2 separate regions of the Homo sapiens genome follow, and region 1 is linked to region 2. A link is a loop called in an ENCODE intact Hi-C map of the cell type or tissue named here. Cell type or tissue: endothelial cell of umbilical vein. All regions are shown on one strand.

Region 1 (2,500 bases), 580 kb after region 2:
CAGCTATTCCAGACCCCTTTGGATACCATTCTTGCTCTTCTTCTTTTCCATCTCTTTTAATATATGAATGCATTTCACTTCCCTAGCTTAAATACATACAGATAGTCCCTGATTTATGATGGTGCAACTTAGGATTTTTCAACTTTACAATGGGTTTATCAGGGTATCAGATGCATTTTTTACTTCAATATTTTTTACTTACAATGGGTTTATCAGGGTGTAGCTCCATCATAAGCTGAAGAGTGCCTGTATCCACATAGCCTCCCGCTCCTGTCTTTCTGCAGAAGCTGTTGTGAATCTGCATCACTGAAGAGCAGCCATCTTCTTACCTGGTGGTAGTGGAAGGCTGAGGGACTGCTGCCTCCCACCAATGCCCTCCCTGTCTGGTTTTTGGATAAGAGTCAGGCTGCAAGCTTCCAGAGCATCACAGTAGATGCTGCATAGTGCCTAGAGTGAAGCCCACAGCAAACCTGCAGGGAGCCAGCCTTTTTCTGCAACAACATACATAGAAAATGGGCATTTTTGTGCCCTATATTCAAGAAAATGGATACAACTGCCACCCCAAGAGCTGAGGGGCTCCCTATCTTATTTGACAAAGCATGACCCCCTTGCAGCACATCAGTGGGCTGACCGCCCCCAGTGGGAAGGCTGCTTGCTGGGCACGCAGGCAGTGGCCAGAGCTCTGACACCGTGGTAGGTCCTGGGAACACACTGAGCTGGCTCCCTCTCCCTCAGCTTCTAATGAACACGAGCATTTGCTTGACATTTTCCTGCACATTCTTACATTTGCCAACTGCCTCCCCGCCCCCATCCACACATTCCACAACATGGCAATTAATTGTTCTCTGCTGTTCAGCAGCATTGGTCTGCACAGCCGCAAGTGTAGTCATGTTTTGTTCCTGATTTAATCAGTGGCTATCCCTGACTGTCCCTCAAAAAACAGACAAAACCAGCCAGCTGCAGACCCAGCTGTCAGCGAGCCCGACACTGGCATTCAAGTGGCCGCAAGAGAACCCATACAGTGCCCAGAGAGAGCCCATTCTTTTCTTTTCTCCTCTTTACAATTGACAGGCTCTGAGAAAGGAAACGTGAGCTCTGGGCTTGGCAGCAGGGCAGGAGGCTCTTGTTAACAGCTTGCCTTCCTGTTTATATGGGGTCTGGCAAAACTGTTAATTTCTCTCACGGAGGTGACAAATGGGAAACCCAGAACCGCCAGGGAGCAGCAGCCTAGAAAACAGCCCAGGCGTGACTTGTTGAAGCAAGGCCAGGGGGCTGGAAATGGGTGGGCAGGGACTCTCGTAGGTTCCCGGGCCCACTGGAGAGGACAGCCGCACTCAGCGGTCCCTCTCGAAGAGGCGCTGAGCCCGGCTGCGTGGGCATGCCTCTGCCGCTGTGCCCCAAGACAGGACAGACACAGTGGAGTGCCTGTGGTGCGGCTCAGAGGCTGCTTCCCAAATTAGCATCTGTGCTAGGACCTGCCGGGTCTGTCCTCACCATCCTTGAGTGGCCTTGGTCTGGCTCAGAAGCTGAAAACACCCCAGGAAATACACCAGGGTTGGGCAGCCCCCTTCCTGCTGCTTCTCCTGGAGCTTCTCCTGCAGCATCCTAAACCCTAGGCAGTGTTTCTCCTGCTGCTTGCACATGGAAAGCACCTGGAGAACATCAGGTTTAATTGTTCTAAGATAGGACCTGGGTGCTGATCTTTTTAAAAAGCGTCCCAAGTGATTCCAATAGGCAGCCGGGGTGGTGAACTATCATCAAGGGTAGATTGCTGTTGCTGTTTTTAGTTTCATTATCAATCATTATTATTATCTGAAGTTAAATGCTGGCTTATTTCAAAAGCCTATTTGCAGGGGTGGGATAGAGGCAAGGAACGAGATGAGGAAACAGATTCCAACAGTCAGAGACCCTCGGAAGATGAATAATAGCCCCAGTTTAACTGGGACTGGGGATATGGGTTTAGGGTAGTTTTCCTGGGATGTGGAATTTTCAGAGCCAAAACTAGAAAAGTCTGTCATGCTACCAGCCCCCAGGGCACCCTGGGCTGTGTCTCCCATGGGTTCACCGGCCCTCTGATCCTCTTCAAGGGGTAAGGTCTTATTCATGTTTGTATTCCCCAGTAGCTGCCATACAGTAGGTGTTCATTATCTAGTCCTGAATTTGCTGCCTCCTGTTTAATTCAACAAAGACCCCTTAGCTGCTGCTATTTTATGTAGGAACGTTACCGTGCTTTCATGGCCTGAAGAAAGACATAGTATTATTTGTTCTGGAGACAGACGCAGCTTCAGCGTGGGTTGAAGAGCAGGTTGTGGGCTGAGCTTTGGGAGAGATTTGCAAGCCTGTGGACATGGAATGCTGTGGCTGCAAACATTTCAGGGAAATGGAGCTATTCTCACCACAGATATAGATCTCATTTAAATATCCCTCTCCACACAATTTTCCTATCAAAGCAACTGGACTGCAAAACTGAACTATTTTGGAAGTTTTGTCTCTTATAAAA
Region 2 (2,500 bases):
AGCCGCTGGGTTGGCGGAAGAGCTGGACGCCGAGCTAGAGGACGAGGCAGAGCTGGACACAGCTGGCGGCGTGAATTGGCCACTGCTTTCGGAGCCCGAGCTCTCCCGCACTGGAGAGGACTTCTTCTTGGCTGGGCGGCTCTTGGTTCCGCTCCCGCTCTGCTGCTGCTGGCGGCATTTGGCGCGGCGGTTCTTGAACCAGACCTGCAGTGGGCCGGATGGGGGAGAGTGGGTCAAAGGGAGCTAGGGGAGCTTGTTGCTCCACCGCCCCGCGGACCCAACTCCCGGTCCAGAATATCGCAATCCTTTCTCACCGAGGCCTCCGCCCCTTCCTGTCTCTGGCCTGGCCAGACCCTGCCCCCTACCTCGGTTCCCAGCTCCTCCACCCTCCCCCATCCTTCTGCTCAAAGCCCCTCCTCAGCTGGCTCCAGAGCAGGGATGCGCACCTCCCCACCCCTACCGCAACTCTGCCCTAGGGCGGAATATTTCAGTCTGCCCAGTCAGAAGTTCTGCCATCTCTAAATTGCTGCTGTTGGCTGCTTCCGTGTATGTTTGGAGGCCCCGTGTGTGTTTGGAGGCCCAGTTTTCTACTAACAGAGCTCAGGCAACAGTGGAGAGGTACAGAGCCGAAGAGTGTGGAACAGTCACCAAGTCTAGGGCCTGAGCCGTTTCACTGAGCAGCTCCTGGAGGCCAGAACTGGGCAGGGCGAGTATTTGGGTGGGGGTAGGAGCAAGGCCAGAGGCTAAACAGAGGTAGTACTTGAGGGACTCGGGAAGGAAGCCTGGGTGGGATTTCGTTGGCCCTTTGGCTCCAGGTGGGGAACCAAATGGAATGGTTACTCTTCTAGGAGAGCCCCAGCACATGGCACTGCATTCCTGGTCCCCCTTCTCAAGCTTTCGAGTAAAGGAGGCGAGACTCTTGAGGAGAGTTCTGAGTTAGAATCCGAACGTTATCATCGGAACCCTTTCATCTCAAAAACAGAAATAAGAAAGCCGGCAGCAGGATTTTGCACTTAGCATCCTCTGTAAGCAGAGGAAGCGTCTAATGAGACCCAGGCAGAGCACCAGGCTCCAGCCAATCTCCGCTCTTCCATTTCTAGGATTCCCGGGGTGGAAGACAAGGGCAGAGGCAGAATTCAGGCCTCTAAGGGAAACTGCCAAGTCCTGGGGCAGGCGAAGAAGCAGGGGCAAGTGTCAGGCCCGCAGGGCGCTTTACATTCGGGAGCTTCCCTAGTCCTCCGGCAATTCTAAAAAGTACTTTCGATACCGACACCGAAGGCGCCCTAGGGCTAAAGGCGGAATCCAGGGCTCTAAGCCATTTCCTTTAACTTTTGCCCCCTTTCCTGGCTGGGGCCCAGCGCTAGGGGGAGTCCGAGAGCGGCTGCCCAGTCTGTAAGCCCACCCCCACAGGATGGTCTCCTCAAGAACTACTCAAGAGCCTTCCTAGACCTTCCCCGAGCAGCCTCAGCTCCCCTACCCAGACCCTGGAGCCCGGGGAGTGCGCACCTGGACTCTAGACTCCGGCAGGTTGATCTTGAGCGCCACCTCCTCCCGCATGAAGATGTCAGGGTAGCGAGTCTTGGCGAAGAGCGCCTCGAGCACGTCCAGCTGTGAACGCGTGAAGGTGGTGCGCTCCCGCCGCTGCTTCCGCGGAGTGGCTGCGGGGACACGCGGGGGCGCCGCGGGTCATTGGTGGCCACGTGGACCCGCGATAGAGGACTCGGGCAGGCCCCTGGCAGGCCCAGATCTCGGCCTTCGCAAAAGAAAGCCGAACTGGGAATAAAAGAAACTCCCTCGGGCGGCCGAGCCTGAGAGGCCACAGGTGGGAGAAAGTGCAGATGTGCGACTAGAAGCCAGTGTCTCCAAGATTCGAGGGCTGCCCCTCTCTATGCCTCTCAGAGGTTAAAAAAGTTAAGAGAAGTCTACAATCTCCCTTCTTCTACATCCCCTCTCCCCTGCACACACACACGCACACGCACACACACGCACACACACACTCTGGATGGGGGACAGGGAGTGGGGAAGAGGTAGGCAGAAACACGACCTGAAAAACACTTTCGGAGAAAATAAATGAGGTAAAGGAGCGGGAGCTAAAAAAGAAACCCCGGCTTTGGCTCAAGTCGTCCTCTACAGCAGCGCAAAAATGGGTGCAGGACATCGATTTAGAGGACAATTTAATTAGGGAGGAAGAATACTCCTTCAGTGCAGCCTGCCGCTTCGCATAAGGAAAGTTTGGCTCTTTCTGTCAGGGCCTAACGAGTGTCCAGATTACACATTCCATGTTGGGGAAAAAGGAAAAATACTAGCCGCCCCTGGGTAGCGAATCCGCAAGTAAATGAGCTCTGCGCTGGCGGTGGGACCACAACCGGAGAAAGGTTGCCGGTGATCCGGCCGGGAAGGCGCATATTGCGCGTTTTCTCAGCCCTGGCCACCTCACACGCCCACGACTCTGCCCCATGCGCCGGCAGTGGGCCCTGTATTGTAAACAGACAGTGGGCCC

The links. Hi-C counts contacts between places; a loop is a spot of excess contacts. Peaks named below come from ENCODE experiments on the same cell type or tissue, not always from the same donor. Only the 100,000 strongest peaks of a DNase experiment are listed, where the experiment ranks them.
Region 1: it touches region 2 in a loop (2.5-fold over the local background); 1 of 110 quality-filtered maps calls a loop at or near these places.

What each region holds. Positions count from the first base shown.
Region 1 is chr2:62,474,210-62,476,709 of GRCh38, reverse strand. It overlaps a transcript of TMEM17 not described here. Among named protein-coding and RNA genes, the nearest start is that of TMEM17, 31 kb to the left of the region's middle. RefSeq lists an enhancer at 362-1,094. In endothelial cell of umbilical vein, no CTCF peak of the experiment used is centred here; a DNase peak (open chromatin) is centred at 1,099; H3K27ac peaks cover 910 bases.
Region 2 is chr2:63,053,205-63,055,704 of GRCh38, reverse strand. OTX1 (orthodenticle homeobox 1) reads right to left here. Exons shown (of 5, transcript NM_014562.4): 4 at 1,507-1,658; 5 at 1-204. Among named protein-coding and RNA genes, the nearest start is that of OTX1, 3.6 kb to the right of the region's middle. RefSeq lists enhancers at 1,425-1,474, 1,121-2,067. In endothelial cell of umbilical vein, a CTCF peak has its summit at 1,338; no DNase peak of the experiment used is centred here; H3K4me3 peaks cover 143 bases; H3K27me3 peaks cover 2,358 bases.